Linked DNA regions of Homo sapiens: region 1 is linked to region 2. A link is a loop called in an ENCODE intact Hi-C map of the cell type or tissue named here. Cell type or tissue: mammary epithelial cell. All regions are shown on one strand. Each heading gives the region's core, and the rest is flanking DNA. Links, peaks and the distances in the headings are about the cores only.

Evidence for each region. Peaks named below come from ENCODE experiments on the same cell type or tissue, not always from the same donor. Only the 100,000 strongest peaks of a DNase experiment are listed, where the experiment ranks them.
Region 1: it touches region 2 in a loop (9-fold over the local background); 4 of 110 quality-filtered maps call a loop at or near these places.

What each region holds. Positions count from the first base shown.
Region 1 is chr7:155,697,060-155,705,992 of GRCh38, forward strand. It overlaps RBM33 (RNA binding motif protein 33), which reads left to right. Exons shown (of 18, transcript NM_053043.3): 6 at 3,714-3,885. Among named protein-coding and RNA genes, the nearest start is that of RBM33, 57 kb to the left of the region's middle. In mammary epithelial cell, for the core only: a CTCF peak has its summit at 5,348 (motif pointing left); a DNase peak (open chromatin) is centred at 5,742.
Region 2 is chr7:155,594,767-155,603,699 of GRCh38, forward strand. No RefSeq gene overlaps it. Among named protein-coding and RNA genes, the nearest start is that of RBM33-DT, 45 kb to the right of the region's middle. RefSeq lists an enhancer at 1-270 and a silencer at 4,049-4,343. In mammary epithelial cell, for the core only: a CTCF peak has its summit at 4,156 (motif pointing right); no DNase peak of the experiment used is centred there; H3K27me3 peaks cover 66 bases.

The DNA.
Region 1 (8,933 bases), core at 2,269-7,268, 100 kb after region 2:
TTTCTTCATTGTAATGTTGCTTTCTCTTTCCTTATTCAGTTCTTTGGAAACAAGTCACTAAGTGTAGGCTACCTTAAGGGATGGGGTTCTGGGGAGAGGGGAGGAAAGCAACTTAAGCCCCACCTCCTGGAGGAGGAGGAGGAGGAGTATCTCCATAGATTTGGAATTCTTCAGGTAAGATTTGACTGATTTTTGAGTGTTAACGTCATGTTTCTGGATAAACCCCACTTGGTTGTGATGTATTATCCTTTTTATATTTGGTGAGATTCCGTGTACTTTTACTTTTAAAAAAGATTTTGTTTCTGTATTAATGAAGGACACTGGTCTGTAATTCTTTTTCTTCTAATTTTTGCACAGTTTGCTTAGTCTTTCCAACCCATAAATTTTCACTGTTGGTAGAATGACTTTCATTTTTATTTGATGATGTATCAATAATTCTATCAATAAGCATTAAAAACTTAGTGAGCTTTTTGTAAGCAATGTTTTCTCTTTTGCACTCTCTCTCTCTCTATATATATAGATTTGTGTGTGTGTGTGTGTGGTGTATGTGTTTCAGAGAACTACCCATTGTTTCTGTTTAGATTTTGGGATAGAATATTGAATTTTCTTTCAGAACACTGAGATCATACTTTCATTTCAGAATTAGCTGGAGAACTTCAAAATATATACAAGTCTGAGTATTTTTCCCTCTTTGCTTTTCCAGTTCTTTCTACATTTACGAAATAAAGCCTAAGTGGACCTCTCTGTTTTTTTAAGTACTTTGATGGTGATTTTCATATGCAGTCTGTATTAAGGATTAAAAATAAATCTTTCAGGTTTTCACAATAAATCAGTAACTAAAAATCAAACCTTTGACTATTTTTGTCAATGTCTATAGTGAAATGAAAGATTTACATGCACATTTAAATGTTTACACAACATAATCTTAGGATAGTTTGATTTTTATGTTGTAGCAGCACACTACCCATCAGTGGAATGTAGCTTGTCAATGGCATGCTAGGTAATATTTGTTAAAAATTATACAGAAGGCCAGGCGTGGTGGCTCAGGCCTGTAATCCCAGCACTCTGGGAGGCCGAGGTCGGTAGATCACGAGGTCAGGATTTTGAGACCAGCCTGACCAACATGGTGATACCCCGTCTCTACTAAAAATACAAAAATTAGCCTGGCGTGGTGGTGGACGCCTGTGATCTCAGCTACTCGGGAGGCTGAAGCAGGAGAATTGCTTGAACCTGGGAGGCAGAGGTTGTCGTGAGCTGAGATCGCACCACTGCACTCCAGCCTGGGCAACAGAGCAAGACTCCATCTCAGGGAAAAAAAAAAATTATACAGGAGGTCAACGTTTTGGTAGACAGGTTAGTTTTCTAAACCATATGGTGAAGGGGGATGGATTTTTTAAGCCCCATATTTAGAATAAGAGGCTGAAGAATTAAGTCTAGCTTAGTGGATGTTGTCAAATGGGCTGCAGTTAAGCAAGTGCTATCAGCCGTGTTTGGTGGTTTGTCAGGTTAGTTTCCCTAATCTTTGATGTAGTTCAAGGATTAACTGAGCCCCAAGATTTGGACCAGAAGTTTGCATTCTAGGATGGTTCCATCACTCAAAAATATTCCTTGTGCTATCCTTTTGTGGCCATACCTTTCCTTCTTTCCTAACCACTGGTTACCAGTGTAATTTTGTTCCTTGGAGAATATCATATAAATGGAATCATTGCAGTGTATAACCCTTTGAGATTGACTTGTTTTACTCAGTATAATGATGCCTTTATGGTTTTATCCCTGTTATGTCAATAGACCTATTGCGAAGTAGCATTCTGTGGTTTGGATGTACAAGAGTTTATCCATTCATTCATTGAAGGACATTTAAGTGTTTCCAGTTGTAGTGATCCTGAATAGAATAAACATTTTCCTATAGGTCTATTTGAACATAAGGTATCATTTCTCTAGGGTAAATATCTAGGAAGAAACAATTTTCAACTCATCTTTATCCTCTTTAGATTTCTTAGATGGAGATTTGGATGCAGAATAAGCTATATTAATTTCCGTGCTGTCTTGTTTTACATTAAACTTGTTTGGAAAGTCTTTGAACTGTGCTTACAGTTGTTAATAGTTGAATTGAAGATGACTTTGTAGAATCTTTGCTTTGTTGGTAGTGATTTCTTTTCCTCCCTTTTGGACTTGCTACTCTACTCAGTGTAGTCTGTGGACCTGAAATGTTGGCGTCACCTGGGAGCTTGTTAGAAATGCAGAACCCCAGGCCCCATCCTGAATCGGCTGAGTCAGAATCTGCTTTTCAACATGATTCCCACTGATGACTGGGCATTGAATTGGAGAAGTGCTGCTCTAGAGCATCATGGGAGCGGAGAATAGACGTCCTAAGGAAGCTGGCTTTGGTTCTGTTGGGAAGTGTGGTGCAGCACGTACCTTGCAGGCATCCATTCTGATTTCAAACACTCAGTAGTACAGAAATAACGGTATCAAACCAGCAAAAATCCTGAGATTTTGGTACTTTAAAATTCTACGGTATGCTGGACGTCAGCATACTGAGTGGGGGTATTGTAATTGTCAGGCTTAAGGTGAAAGTTGTAGTTTACTGTCATCTCCTGCTGTTCAGGCATTTGCTCTCCGAAAGATCTTTTTCCACTGGGAGGATTTATAGTAGAGTGTGCATTTGTAGTTGGTCTTTTTACACAGAAAATACTGAAAAAGGCAAGAATATAAAATGATTGTGTCATTGGTTTGTTTTCATTTTTTTCTTGTGCATTTTCTAATAAAGTTCACTGTTACTTCTATTAAGAGTAAATAACATTTACATATTACAAATCATGAGACTAAAGGAGCAAATATATTCTCCTTACATTGATAAAAAGTATCTAAATTAACCTTGCTCTCTGTAGGTACTTATTTTATGTCTAAGAGTGGGTCACAGAGACTGATCTGAGGTGAGAGGTGATTCTTTCACTAGGAACATGAGTGATACTTGGCAGTAAGAATTGTCCACAAAGAAATTACTTTTAATTTGGGCTGGGGTTAGGGAAAATTTTTGTAGGGAATACTGATATAATAAAATTTCAGATAAAAGCTGGTTTTAGTGTGACGACATGACTGAAGAAAAAAAGTTTCTCCTTTTCAATAGTCTCAGTCAAAGATAGTGATAAATTAACTCTAGACAGTGAGATTGAAGTAAAAAGGAGTGAGAAATGATGAAAGGATTTTGGAGGCTACATCAGTAGAACGGCACATTTGGACTGCTTGTCTGGCAGTGAAGGGGAAGGTAGGTGGGGTCAGAGTTATAAAATGTTGAGCCTTTAAGTTACAATAAACTCATAGAACTTTAGTGTTAGTTTAATTAATACATTGAATTTCACTATGATCTGTATTAAACTCAAAGCAATAAGTCCAGCAGGAATTTTTGGAATTTGTTTATTTTCAGACGTGTAAGCAGCAATGATGTGTAGGACTTTGTCTATTAATTGCAAGCAAGAATTTGACCTTTTTTTTTTTTTTTTTTTTTTTTTTTTTGAACATTAACTGTTAATGTTTAAGGTTATTTTCTCCTGGAGTCAGCTTAGGGTTTCATGTGGCCTTTTAACAGGACATTTTGCAGTATTTTTTACATCTGAAATATAAACAATTAAATATTTTAGCATTCTTTAATATTTAATTCAAAAGAATATGAACTTACTGTCCTTTTTTTGCCTTGTGTATCTGCAATATAGGGAGGTATGGAAACATTGGAACTTCAAAAGGACATCAAAGAAGAATCAGATGAAGAAGAAGAAGATGATGAAGAATCTGGACGATTACGTTTCAAAACTGAAAGGAAAGAAGGAACAATTATTAGGCTCTCAGATGTAACTAGAGAGAGAAGGAACATTCCAGAAACTTTGGGTAACTTTTTTGCCTGTCTCCCATCCTCCTTTACTCTCATTTCAACTTCCTCCATAGTATTGCTGTAATTAATCAAAGTAGGCAAAGAAGGTTGACTAGGTAATTGCGGCTGCCGTCCGGAGAGTGGCCGGACTTTGGAGTGAGTGCTGTTTATGGTACTGTAAAACTCATTCTTTAAAATCATTGCTGTTTATGGATTTAAAATGCTTGAATAAAATGTTTAAGATAATTAAAAAAAATTTTTTTTTGAGTCTGTGGCCTACAGCTGCTCTTGTACATGCTGTGGTTCCTGGCTGGTCTTGAAAAGGTGGCATGGGGATGGTAGCTATGGGGCCAGGTTGACCCTTCCCAAGACCCTGAGGTTGTCAGGGCGAATTCTGGACAAGACCGGTTTATATTTTGTACCTTTTAGTGTCTTCATAGCTATATCTTTTTTTGTGTTTTCTGCAGTTCCTCTGACTTTAATGAGACAAGTTGACTCGTTTATAGAAATAATCACTCTGAGCAAAGCTTGCTGTGTGAAAGGTCTACTACAGACTGCTGCTGATTCACGGAGACTTTTAATAGCGACCCTACCCCTCATTATACAGTGTTTTTCAATGTCCACTGCAAGGAATAAAGCAGTGATTCCAAATTTGAGTGAGCGTTAGAATCTCAGAGGACTTGTTAAAACACAGATTTTGGGACCTGCTCCCAGCTTCTCTGATTGATTAGATATAGGGTAGAGCCCAAAAAAGTTGTATTTTTTTTGTTTTGTTTTTGAGACAGAGTCTCGCTTTGTTGCCTAAGCTGGAGTACAGTGGCACAATCTTGGCTCACAGCAACCACCGCCTCCCAGGTTCAACTGAGTCTTCTGCTTCAGCCTCCCGAGTAGCTGGGTCTACAGGTGCGTGCCACCACACCCGGCTAGTTTTTGTGTTTTTAGTAGAGACGGGGTTTCACCATATTGTCCAGGCTGGTCTTGAACTCCTGACCAAGTGATCCACCCGGCTCAGCCTCCGTAAGTGCTGGGATTACAGGCGTGAGCCACCGCTCTTGGCCTAGAAAGTTGTATTTCTAATGAGTTCCCATGCAATGCTGCTCCTGCACTGGTGCTTCCAGAACCACTGGGATATTGTCCTTCCAAGGAGGAGGGCAGGCAGGAGGGCAGGAGGACACAGGGGCTCTGCCTGCCATCTGGTCTTGGTCTAGATAAGAATCAAGACTTACCTTTCATGATTAATTACTTTTTAAAACCATTATTCATAGTCTTTTTTTTGTCCAAAACATGAGCCTGTATCTTTAAGTAGCAGATACGAATTCTGTGGGAGGACACTAAGCTTCAAAGATGCACAAGATAGCAGTAGTCAACCAATATTATCTTAATTTACTAGGCAAGATTGTTCAGAGAGATTCTTCTAGAATCTTTGTTCTCTTTTTCTTTGTGGTCTAGTTTACTACTACTCCATCTTGTGGCCCAAGATTTCCCTAGACTTTTTTCAAGTTATGATATGAAGTTGCCAGTTGAGCTGAAGCAGATTTCTTAGAAGCATCTTTAATTTCTAAGAAATAGAGTCTGGCATTGGCCTTAGGTGAAAGATGGAGCGAAGGTCTTAAAACAGAAGGATGAAAATAAACAAAATACATCAACAGGAGGAATTGGTAATATCACAGAACAGTCTACTTGAGCAGAGACATGTCAGTCTTGGCTTGAGATGAGATGGACAAAGGAAAGCTCTCCATACCTGGCAGAATACTAAGGAATTCTAAGGGCAACCCACAGCCACCACCTGGAAGGCATAAAGCTTCCTGAACTGGGGAGGGATGGAGGAAGAGAAGGATTAGTCATCACTACTGCTTCTTTTGTTGGGTCTTGTTATCTGGGCTGTGGCTTTGATTACATACATTTAAAACATGATGTATAAAAGCATAGTCACTGAGAACTCCCCAGGTAGCTACAAGTTCTAAGACTATTAATTCACTTGCTAGACAACATTACAAATGGGGGCTTTCCCCAACTCTGTAGTCTGCTCCCTGTGGGCTGGCTGTGGATTTCATGGCTCGTCTTTCCTCTTCTGTACCACCCTGCCCTGATTTGTGGTGCCTCTCTGCCTTTCCCACCTCCCTGGTTTCCAGCTGCGTTATCTCATCCCTGTTCATTGTCCCTCCACCCAACCACTAGTAACATCCTTGTTCTGCAGTGATGGCCAGCTTGCATGTGTGCTTAGTGTCTGTTTCAGTCCTGCATCTCCTTCTTCTCAGGACTTTTCCCTCATTTTTTTCTTTCCAAGGTCATTGACAATTTCGTGTATTTAAATAACTTGTATTAAATCTGTTTTGCTTTTTAAGGCATCTGGAAACTTTGTGTTCATGTAATTCTGGGACAAGAAGCTGGAAAGGTTGGTTTGTGGTGGGCAAGTCCTCTCCTTGGAATTATGGGGGAAGAGTATGAGACCCTTAGAGGCAGAGTAGCTATAAACATATACAGCTTGACTAGTGACCATTCTCAGAAACAATAAAAAAGCACTTAACTGGATTTTTGTAGAATGTGGTTGTTTGGCAAGATGATAGGGCAGGTGAAACCATAGTTAAAAGTACCTTTTTCTGTTCCGTATTACTTAAGAAAGCTTGGTGCTTGGAAACATGAGTTTCAGATAACTGTAAAGTTAGGATTTTTCCCAACACAAAGGAGGATTTTTCTGTCCGTCAAAAGATTGGTTTCCTAAAACAGTGAATTCTCTTGTTACCTTCAGTACCTCCCCCCAAACAAAAGATGAATTTTACATCTGAGGAAATATATATTGAAAAAGAGATAATGCCTCAGTATTTGGTAAACTAGACATTTGAATACATTTTTACACATCAGTTTATTTGTGTGCTCCTAGAGATCAAAATAAAAAAACCTGAACAGTCTCAGGTTCTGTGTAGAAATAATTATTTGATTGTGTAAAGCTGTTTGCCTACTCTGTAATGGGATTAAAATATCTTGCCACCAGAGTACCTGTTGTCTTATATGAGGTGTACTTTTTTTTTTGTTTTCGCTGATATTGTTAGTGTTGAGAACACTTCATTCTTTAAGAGGGAGAATCAAATGATGCACTGGTATCCCCAATTTCTGACTCTAAAAGTTTACATGTGAAACGAGTTCTCTTCCAATCTAGGAGGGAGTTTTGGTTACTTTTAGTCTTTTTTCACATTCACATCTCTGTGAAAAACATTCATATATATGACAGCCTCAGCAGTTAAGGAACAGTTTTATGCACAGTTGTTGATTGGTATTTTGAATGCAGGTTGGATTAGAAGTAGAATTCTGGGCTTTCATCTAGGTTAAGATCTTAATTGACTAGCTTTTTTTGCTCTATCAGGATTGTGGAAATTAAACCTTACAGAAAAAGATTTGAGTGACAGTGTTCTCGGTTTTCCCAAGGACGATACAGAACTACATACCTAGGAAATAAATTAATTCATTACATACAGAGGATGTTGTAGGGTGTAAGTGCTGAACTCCCTCCTGGAGCTCAGTTGAGCCGGGCTACAGAGTAGGCATGTGTAAGGAATGGTTCACTGTGAAAATGCCAGTCGCCATTTCTGAAGATGGTGTCACTGACCAGTGTCCCCCAATTGCCAGTCCTGCAAGTTGAGAGCTCTCTTTTCGTCTAGGAGGTGGCCCTTGGATTGCCTTAGAAAGCAATGTAAGCCATAAATGAAAGACTGCATTTATTTTAGTTAGAAAGACTGCATTTATTTTTAATTCATTATCTGTGAGTAGGCTTCCAGATTATTTTATTCCGAGTTTCATTGGCACGTGTTACATGTTCTTTTTTATTGCTGTAGCCTAAAGAACCTGCTTGTACACCCACAGAATATTCTCTTGAAATAATATCATTAATTTCAGAGGATCTGTGGGAAAGAGATTTCTCGGTAGTAACAAACAATTCAGAATTGCTAATGCCAGCAATAGCTCACTGTTCAAGGGTTTATACTTAATGGTCCTTATATTTGCAGGGCCTTTAAAATTTTCTTGATTCAGTTGTCTTTTAAAAAAAAGTCAGACTGTCATTTGTTATTTTTATTTTGCCAAACAAATTGTGTATTCTATATGTATTTCAACTATTATAAAATTATTTGCATGCAAATATATTTTTCTTAACATTTTAGAAAGGGACAGTGCAGTGTAAACTTTGTTACATTGAGGTATGTATCTCTTTAGAATCTGGACATAGTTCAGAAAACACTTAAAGGGAAATTAACATTTCAGTTGAAGTTACAAATGTAATTTCCATCCTGTCATATTTTGGTGACCTTTTGTGACAGCTTGTCTCAATTGGAGGAAAGCATTTTTACTTGCTGATTAAAGATGTCATTTGAAACCATTTTATTACTGAGGATAGTGAAATTAATCTTGACACTCAGAACCACTAGAAAAATAATTGCTGATTCACTGCGTAAAATGTGTGTGTGAACTAATCATGTAGTCAAGATTAGAATAAAAGTCTATGCTGGTTAAGAAGAGATTAAATTTTCTTTCAAATGGGGTCTAGTTTTATTTGAAGGAGAGAGGGGTACCATATAAACAATTTCAAGAAAAATGTGACTTAGAGATTTTGGAGGAGTTTGGAGATGATGATGGGATCCAAGGTAGAAGGTAGACTCTGGTAATATTGAAAGCGTACCCTTGGCTGGGGAAGAAGGCAGGAGAAGGTGTCTTGGTATAATGTACTCAGTGACATTTTTAGAAAATGTGGTGTAAGATCTGTTGTCCCAATTTAGCTAGTGTTGTAAAAGGACCATATGTGGCTAAATCATTTTCGTTTCCCTTTAGGAACCTAGAAGAATGTGGCATCTGAAGTTTCTTAGGGCCAGTGCCCATGTTTTCTGTATCCCTAAAGCATTGGGCAGAGCAGTGAGCAGCTGCTGGACACTCCACACGTGTTTGCATGAGTGTTTTCTCATGTGACTTTGCTCTCATTTGATTTGGCTTCTCTGTCAGTCTGCATGCATATGAGAAGGCTTCACAGTAAAGTTTTAAGAAAATAAATACAAAAAATTGAAATGATATGTATTAAATT
Region 2 (8,933 bases), core at 2,165-7,164:
AGTGCCCTCACCTTTGTTGTTCCACAGTCAGGCCACAGTGCCCACAACTGTTTAGATTAAAATGGAGACCACTTCCCTTTACGTTTCACCATGAATCCCTCTCCCCCACAAAAGCTGTAATCCAGCAAACAGGTGGAGAATAGCGTGCTCAAAGACTAAACTAAATGGGAGAGATCAGGTTTAAATTAACATCTGGGATGGCTGAAAGGGAAGGGAAATCACACAGAGGCAGGAGGGGAAGGAGGAAGGCATGGAGAACAGTGGATACGCCCCCACCGGAGGGAGAGGGTGTTGTTTCCATCCACTCCCAGTTCCCTTTACCTGACTGAATGTTGTAACTACAGATTTCCTATGTTGAAACCCTAACCCCCAAGATGAAAGTATTTGGAGGTGGGGCCTTTGGGAGGTGATGAGATCATGAGGGTGGAACCCTCGGAGCCTTTCCACCACTGAGGTCAGAGCAGAAAGATGACCCTCTGCAACTTGGAATAGGGCCCTCCCCAGAACCTGGCCACACTGTGCTGGCACCCTGGCCTCAGACTTGCAGCCTCAATAAATGCCTGTTGTTTATCAGCCACCCAGCCTGATACATTCTTCCAGCAACTCAAACAAACTGAGACATGAAAGCAGTGTTGTCCGTCTGGGGTAGTATCTGAGGTTCATTGCCTCATGCCAAGGAAATCAAGGACATGCACACACAAGGAGTGAGGTTAAGAGCGAAAGTTTAAGAGGCGAAAGAAAGAGAAAAGCACTCTCCTGAAGAGACAGAGGGTCCCAAGTGGGCCTTCTGGTCTGAGGTGAAGTGCACGAGGTTTTATAAATGAGCTCGAGGCAGCACTGTCTGATGTACATAAAGCACAAAAGCTTGGTCGCATCAGGTGTGCCATGTGCATAGCACGCAAAGAACTGGTTAGGACTAGGTGTGCCATTTGCATAGTTCATGAAGAAGCTGGCCACCCCAGTCTTATTTTTTATTTTATTTTATTTTTTTGAGACAATCTCACTCTGTCACCCAGGCTGGAGTACAGTGGGTGCCATCTCAGCTCACTGCAGCCTCCGCCTCCCAGGGTCAAGCGATTCTCCTTCCTCAGCCTCCCAAGTAGCTGGGATTACAGGTGCCACCACCACGCCTGACTAATTTTTGCACTTTTAGTAGAGATGGGTTTTCACCATGTTGGCCAGGCTGGTCTCGAACTCCCTGACCTCATGAACCAACTTCCTCGGTCTCCCAAAGTGCTGGGATTACAGGCATGAGCCACTGCACCTGGTCTGCCACCCTAATCTTTTATTATGCAGGTGGGTTCTCTACCTGGCTGGCGCCATGTTGCCGGCCTCGTTACTGTACAAGTGATGACAAAGGAAAGGGAAGATGGCGCCTCCATGCTGAACATGCCCAGCCCTCAGGTAGCCCTTTTCTGTTGGCCCAGCTGCCGGCATTCACCCATGCAAACTTCCAGCTTGCTTATCTGTGTTTGCAGCTCGATTTTTCAGGCTTCTCTTTGTTAGAAAAGCAATGATTTGGGGACTGCTTCTTTTTAAAAGGGAAACCTTGCCGAGGACTCCTTTACCCTCACTATCTACCTAAATTAATTTCTTTCTAGCTCCTGTATCAGCATCCCCAGGCCTCCCTCCCTTTCACCTGGTCCCTGTCCCGCTCCACCCGGACACTCACAATTGGCACCAATTTCCTTGATTGCAGAGATGCCTGGGAGCCCCAGAGCAACCTGTACCTGGACCCCAAAAACCACAGAACCTAGGAGGGGGAGCAAAGAAACGATTAATTATCAAAAATAAATTGCACACATTAAAATGATGGTCACAGGAGGGCAGAGAAGTCAAGAATTTAGGCTTTACATTTTAAAACCACAGTTTTCTGACTCCAAAACATCTGGTTTTGCAACTGAGGAACATGGGAAAATGCCTAGTCTCTCTCCAGGGAATCCCACATCCAGCTATTTTATTTGTTTCAAAGCATTTTCATCAGATTTTAAAGATGGTTTACTGCCTGAAGATGAAAGGAATGCTTGTCGGAGTAATTTTTCATAGTTCTGCTCTTTCATCTAACTAGATCAAGAAACTAAGCAGGTGTTTAGGAAAACGGCTGCATTTTGTACCTGTGGGAGCTTCAAAAAGCAATGGAGATGCAAAACGGTTCTAAAATTATCCAGACACATTTTGCATCTAGAAATATGTGCATATTCATTTACCTTCAAATTCCTAAAATGATGCCTTCTGAAGTTGCCACAGTTTTCCCTTCTGTTTGCAGTGTTGATGCCTCATCTCCAGAAGGTGGGGAACGTTTTGTTTTGGTTTGGTTTTGGTTTTTTTAGACGGAGTCTCGCTCTGTCACCCAGGCTGGAGTGCAGTGGCGCGATCTCGGCTCACTGCAACCTCTGCCTCCCAGGTTCAAGTGATTCTCCCACCTCAGCCTCCCAAGTAGCTGGGACTACAGGCACATGTCACCACGCCCAGCTAATATGTTGTATTTTTAGTAGAGACGGGGTTTCACCGTTTTAGCCAGGATGGTCTCCATCTCCTGACCTCATGATTGGCCTCCCGCCTTGGCCTCCCAAAGTGCTGGGATTACAGGCATGAGCCATCTGCCTGACCTGGAAGGTGAGGAATGTTCTTTTTGCTGCCCAAAGCAGGCAGGATTCCTGAGACTTACTCATCGGCCAAAAATATTCCTCAACTGCAAATCTCTTAAAGGCCACCTGGATCACCTTAGTCCCAAGCCTCACCCAACTGGACACATCACACAAGCATCTACCAACAGGGTGTCTAGCTTTGGAGTTCTTCCGAACCACAGCAGCAAGCTCATGAATGCCTCCTCAGCACTGAGCAGCTGGGGGGTGTCTGTGCTGAACATCCTGTGTCTCCGTGTCCCATCCAAGCTGTCTGGGGTTGGCCCCTATGAGAAGGGCTCCTCACTCATTAAAAACACGTAAACATGGCAATGTGGGGTGGAGAGTGACAGCCCAGGCCTACGTTGAGGTTTGGTTCCCAAAGCTCATTTTGATTTTGTTTTCTTTCCTAATAGCCATTTGATGGACTGAGAGCTCCTAATGAGAACACAAACTTAGACTAAATAAACTACTAAGTTGAGAACTTGGATCTACAAGCAGGCATATCTTTCTAAACTGTGAATCATTAACTGGGTCTCAGACTGGCCTTGCCAAGTGTACTGCATTTTTGAAGTGGCCTAAATGGGCTTGTTCTGCTCCCATAGATCAGTCCTCATGCTTTCCCAGCAGGAAATTGATTGTGAAAGAAAATCTTCTGACTAGAAAGGAAAAGAAAAATGTGCATCTTTCATCAAATACTAAAAGGTATTTGATGATTCATATTTCAGTTTGAAACTGACTTGCAGATGCGTCTCCTTTTACTTTCACCATTTAACCCATGCAAAATTTGCATCTAAGAATAATAAAGATTGATAAGATCTTGCATTTCAAAGTAGGTTTAAGATACTGGTGTTTCTGCACCCCCCAAAATGAATGATGTTATGAACAATGTGTTAACCCAATTATTTTAAGTGAATAAAAGATATTTGAAAGAAATAGGAAGCATATTTTCCCAAACAGAAGAATTCCTTTGTAATGCAATTAATCAAGTGCTACTTTTAAGTTATTCACCTTATGAATTCGAGTTTTGAAAATCTGATTTTTCTAAAGCAGAATATACCTACCCAGCCTGGTTTGAATTTCCTATCCCCTGCCCCTGATTTCCCTTTGAACAGACGAAACAAAGAAAGTCTGCAACCTTCAATGCGATGGCTTCCCGAAGGAGTTCCAGTTACTCAAGCATTCTCTAAAATCCTATACCAACTCTGCTGTTCAAGGACCTTTTATATAACGTCAACAAGATCTCTAGCTTTTCCTTATCATCATCACCACCATCACCATCACCAGCTCCACCACCATCAAAGTTGTTGCAGAGCCAATATGGGAGCATCAAACTGCAAATCTGGATTGTTCCGGAGCATTTGTTCAATTTTGAGTGAATTAACAGGCCATATTTAACAACATATGCTCATATTACATATTCTCCAGAAATATAAAACAGGCTTAAACCCTCAGTCATCATTTCAGCCCCATATTCTAAAACTGGTCCTTTCTCAGGAGCCGTTCACACGCAGTGCCGAGGACGGCCAGCAGATGGCAGCACCAAGGCTCAGAAAGAGCAGAAACCAAGCGGGAGCTCAAGGAGCGTTCAATGCCCACCGTGATATCGTCAGGACACCTAAGAAAGGCAAATGATGTTCTCTCTTCGTTATTTTCTTTCTAAACACATTTGACAACCCACCTTTTATTAACACGTCTGCATCCTCTGAGACAATGCTTTTGCACCACCACGCTCCTGCAGCGCAAGGTCTCAATCAGGGATTAAGAAAGCTAAGATCCTATATAAAGAATATTTATGGCTTAATTGTCTTGAAAGCTTGGCATGGTAATTGAAGAATTCAAAGGTCAAAAAATCTACTTTGTCTTTCTTATTTTTCAGAAAATCAAGAAGCCAACAACGCCAAGATTGATGGAAATACATTTTCCTTGTCTCTTCCGCACGTTATACTAAGTGGTAATGTCAAACTGCCAGGACTTTCTGATGTTTTCTCTCTAAAGGTGAATATGCCTGAGTGTGCCCCGATAGAGATGCTCACTTATAAGTAAAAGGAAAAGCAGAGAAATCGCAAAATAGGTCATCACAAAGGATAGTAAACATTGGAAAAAATGTTTAACCTCAATAGCAATCAAATCCAAAAAAAAAAAAAACCCACCGAGATGTCATGATTCACTATCAAATTATTGCACATCAAAATGTATTAATAATGAGTCCTACATGAGAGAAAATAAATTGATCCAAACTTTCTGGAGGGAATTGGAGCCAGAGACTCAGGAGCTTTAAAAATATTCATAGTCTTTGACTTATTAGCAACCGTCTTGGGACTCTAACCCAAGAAAAAAATCTAAAATCCAAAATATGGAGTCAAGATTTTTCACTCCAACAGTACGTGTAACAGTAAAACACAGGACACATTCTAAATATTGCAACAGAATAGTAACTCAATTATAAAGTATTTATATGACTGCTTATGTTTAGTCAATAAAATAATGCCCATACATACTTTCAGAGCTAAGCATCTGAAAGGATATAGGCAAGCTGTCTCTACATAGTAGGATTAATGATATTTCATGCTATTCTTTTGCTCATCTATGTTTTTAAGTTTTATGCAACAAACTTGTTTTAGGAGGAAGAAAACCATTAAAAGAGACTTCATTTAAAAAACCAATTTACTGACAGTGTATGAGCAAGTATTTCTAATAAAGTATTAAGTGGATAAAAGGGAGATACAAATTCTATGTACAGTGTGGTCTGAACTATGTGAAACATACACTGTACATAAAAGAGGGAGATAAACTGAAAGAGGTTCTCACTTATGGCTGGGCTCTGGGTAATTTTATTACTTTCTCCATTTTATGTTTTCTACAATGAGCCTACATTACATTTTATATCAGAAAATAATAATTTTAATCAAAATTTGAACTGTGATCCATAATAAAAATTAACTCAAAATAGATCATTCATACTTAAATGTAAAACGTAAAATCATAAAACTTCTTGAAGGAAACATAGAAGAAAGTCTTGGCAACCTTGGGTTAGACAAAGATTACTCAGGACACTAAAAATACAACCCACACAAGAAATTGAAAAACTGGACTTCATCGGAATTTAAAACTTCTGCTTTTTTGAAAGACACTTAGGAATATGAACAGACAAGCCAGGGACTGGAAGGAAATAATTTGCAAAGCACAGAACTGATAAGGACTTGTATTCACTTTATAAAAAGAATCGTCAAAACTTGATCATAAGAAAAACCAATTTAAAAAATGGGCAGAAGGTTCAAACAGACATGTCACCAAAGAGGGTATATTATATGGAGGGCAATGGCGCTCCTGGAAGAGCTCAATACCCCAGTCACCATTTGGGAAAAGCAAATTGAGCCATAATGAAATACTACAACCCATCTCTTAAAATGGCTTTTTTTTTTTTTTTTGGAGTCTCACTCTGTTGCCCAGGCTGGAATGCAGTGGCACGATCTCGGCTCACGGCAATCTCCGCCTCCTGTGTTCAAGCAGTTCTTCTGCCTCAGCCTCCCGAGTAGCTGGGACTACAGGCACATGTCGCCATGCCAGGGTTTTTTTTGGATTTTAGTAGAGACAGGGTTTCACCTTGTTGCCCAGGCTGGTCTCGAACTCCTGAGATCACGCAATCCGCCCGCCTTGGCCTCCCAAAGTGCTGGGATTACAGATGTGAGCCACCGCGCCCGGGCTAAATTATTTTTTAAACCTGGCAATACCAAGTACTGACAGGGATTTAGAGCAGCTTCTGCCACGTTCTGCTGGTGCAAGTGCAAAACGGCACAGGCACCTTGGAAACCGACTGGCGTCTTTTTATAGGTAAACATAAGCTTCCTTACTACCCACAAATTTCACTGCTCCTATTCACCCAAGAAAAATGAAAACTTAGGTCCACACGAAAGCCATATGCAAAGGTTTCTTTCTTATTTCTTATTTCTTTCTTTCTTTTGAGACCGAGTCTCCCTCTGTCACCCAGGCTGGAGTGAAGTGGCACGATCTCGGCTCACTGCAAAATTTGCCTCTCAGGTTCAAGTGATTCTCGTGCTTCAGCAACGCAGGGCTGTTGTCTGAATCTAGGTGTGGATTTTTGGAAACAAGGCCAATTAGGTCACTAATTAATTTCATTCAGTAGCCCAAGCAGAGGTTCCAGTCAATCAGATTTAAAACTTACTTTTAACACATACCTCTGTTCCATTAATTTTCATTTCAGGTCTCCCACATGGAGAAGAAAAGCATGCCTTTAACTTGTTATTTGAGGATCTTTTTAAGGCTTTGTTGCTGCCCTAAGGAAGAAAAGGAATTCTCCTTCTCCTTTATCCCCAGCGTCCCAGGAAGGAGCCGGGGAGTAGAATGACAGCAATATTGGAAATTACTTTCCATCTGAAGTGATTCGGTACAAGCAATGGCCCTTTCTGTGTACAGACAACAGAATATACAGAGCTCTGTGAAAAGATTGAAAGGAATTGCATTTTTTAAAAAATGCTGCTCAATTTTGCATTCTCAGAAAGCCTCTGCTTCCCTAAACTCTGGGTTTCCCTTTTTACTATGCCATTAATGATGAGCTGAAGTACCAATCGCTCTCCCAACAAACTTCCAAGCAACTCTAGCACAGTCGCCTTCTTTTTCTTCAAACTGTGACTTCCAAGGACTTTCACACTTCGCCTGGTGACATGGAACACGCATGCTATACACATAGGGAACAAAGTTTCATGAGAAAACACTTGAGCTGGGCGCAGTGTTTTCCGCTAGTTTTCATGCTGTTCTATACAGCACGTTTCATTTATCAATTTGCTGGTCGAGACCCTCTAAAAATTCGATCCCTCACAAAGAAGTAGAGTGACCGATGATGTGAAAAACACAACCCGGTGAGCCCGGCCGCACGACGCTTCACAGGAAAACACAACCCGGTGAGCCCGGCCGCACAACGCTTCAGAGCCTCATTACCGGCTGTGGCTCGCTGAGGCCACGGGCTTCCGGCAGCCAGTGGTAGCCGGCGGCTCTCCTGACCGCACTGCTACTTCGCATTATTCTGTTCATGGCCTTCAGTGTGATTCAAACCGCTGTTTCTTTAAAATAAAAAATAATCTGGCTGGGCGCGGTGGCTCATGCCTATAATTCCAGCACTTTGGGAGTCTGAGGCAGGTGGATCACCTGAGGTCAGGAGTTCGAGACTAGCCTGGCCAACATGTTGAAACCCCATCTCTACTAAAAATACAAAACATTAGCTGAGGAGGCTACTTGGGAGGCTGAGGCAGGAGAATCGCTTGCACCCGGGAGGAGGAGGTTGCAGTGAGCCGAGATCACACCATTGCACTCCAGCCTGAGCAACAAGAGTGAAACTCCGTCTCAAAAAAAAAATCTTATTTTTCTCATCATTAGACCAAAAAAAAAAAAAAAACCTGCAACTAGGTCAAATCAAATCAAGTAGGAATTCATCAAGGGGATGGGTTTTGTAAGTTTCCACTGACTGCACAGAGCAGGTCTGGGCTCCCCTGCACTTCCTCCCTTCTGTCTGGGAAGCCCCAGGTGAGGCTGCGCTCGGGTGGCTTGAGTCTCCCGGCCCCTGGGAGAGTTGCCCCCAAGGCTCAAGTCTGGAAGCAGCCCTCCAGGATGCCCACGCTGGTGCTCCACACTCGGGAACCCCCAGGAGCTCCACGGACTCAATTCTCAGGCAATGGTGATTTCAAAATTCCCCAAGTTGAGGCTTTCCTTGACTGACAGAGGCACGTTCTTGCTGCCTCCTGGCACTTCCTGCTTCCTGGGGGAGGGAAATACATGTCCTCCTGCCCTCCACTCTCCAGAGACCACCCCTGGTGATTTGGATGTTTTCTGAGGGACACCTTTAAAGTGTGGGTTAAAATTCCAGTAGCTGTCTCTCTTCTACCTTCTTTTGAAGACGTTATCTCCCAGCTTGTTTCTTCGCATTCAAGCAGGGCACGTGGCCTGCAGCCTCGGCCTGTTAACAGCATGGAATTGTGACGACGGTGTCCAGGGCAGACTGAGAGGGAGGGCGTGCCTGACACTGCCCAGGGACCGTCTGCTTCTCTCGTTCTGTGGCAGAGCTTCCCAGATCATGGGAGACATTCACGCCACTGTTGGGGCACCCCTAGATAAACAGGAACCCCAGCCAGGAAATTGCTCACTATGGCTTGTGAGTTCCCGGGAGCTCTGTGCTCCAAACGTCAGCTGAGCTGACAGCAGGAAAGGAAGGAGCTGGAGAAGCATCAGCCACCCAGGCCATCGTGCGCCCAGGAGGGAAAATGTGGAAAGGTCCTGGGTGTGCAGTAACACAGG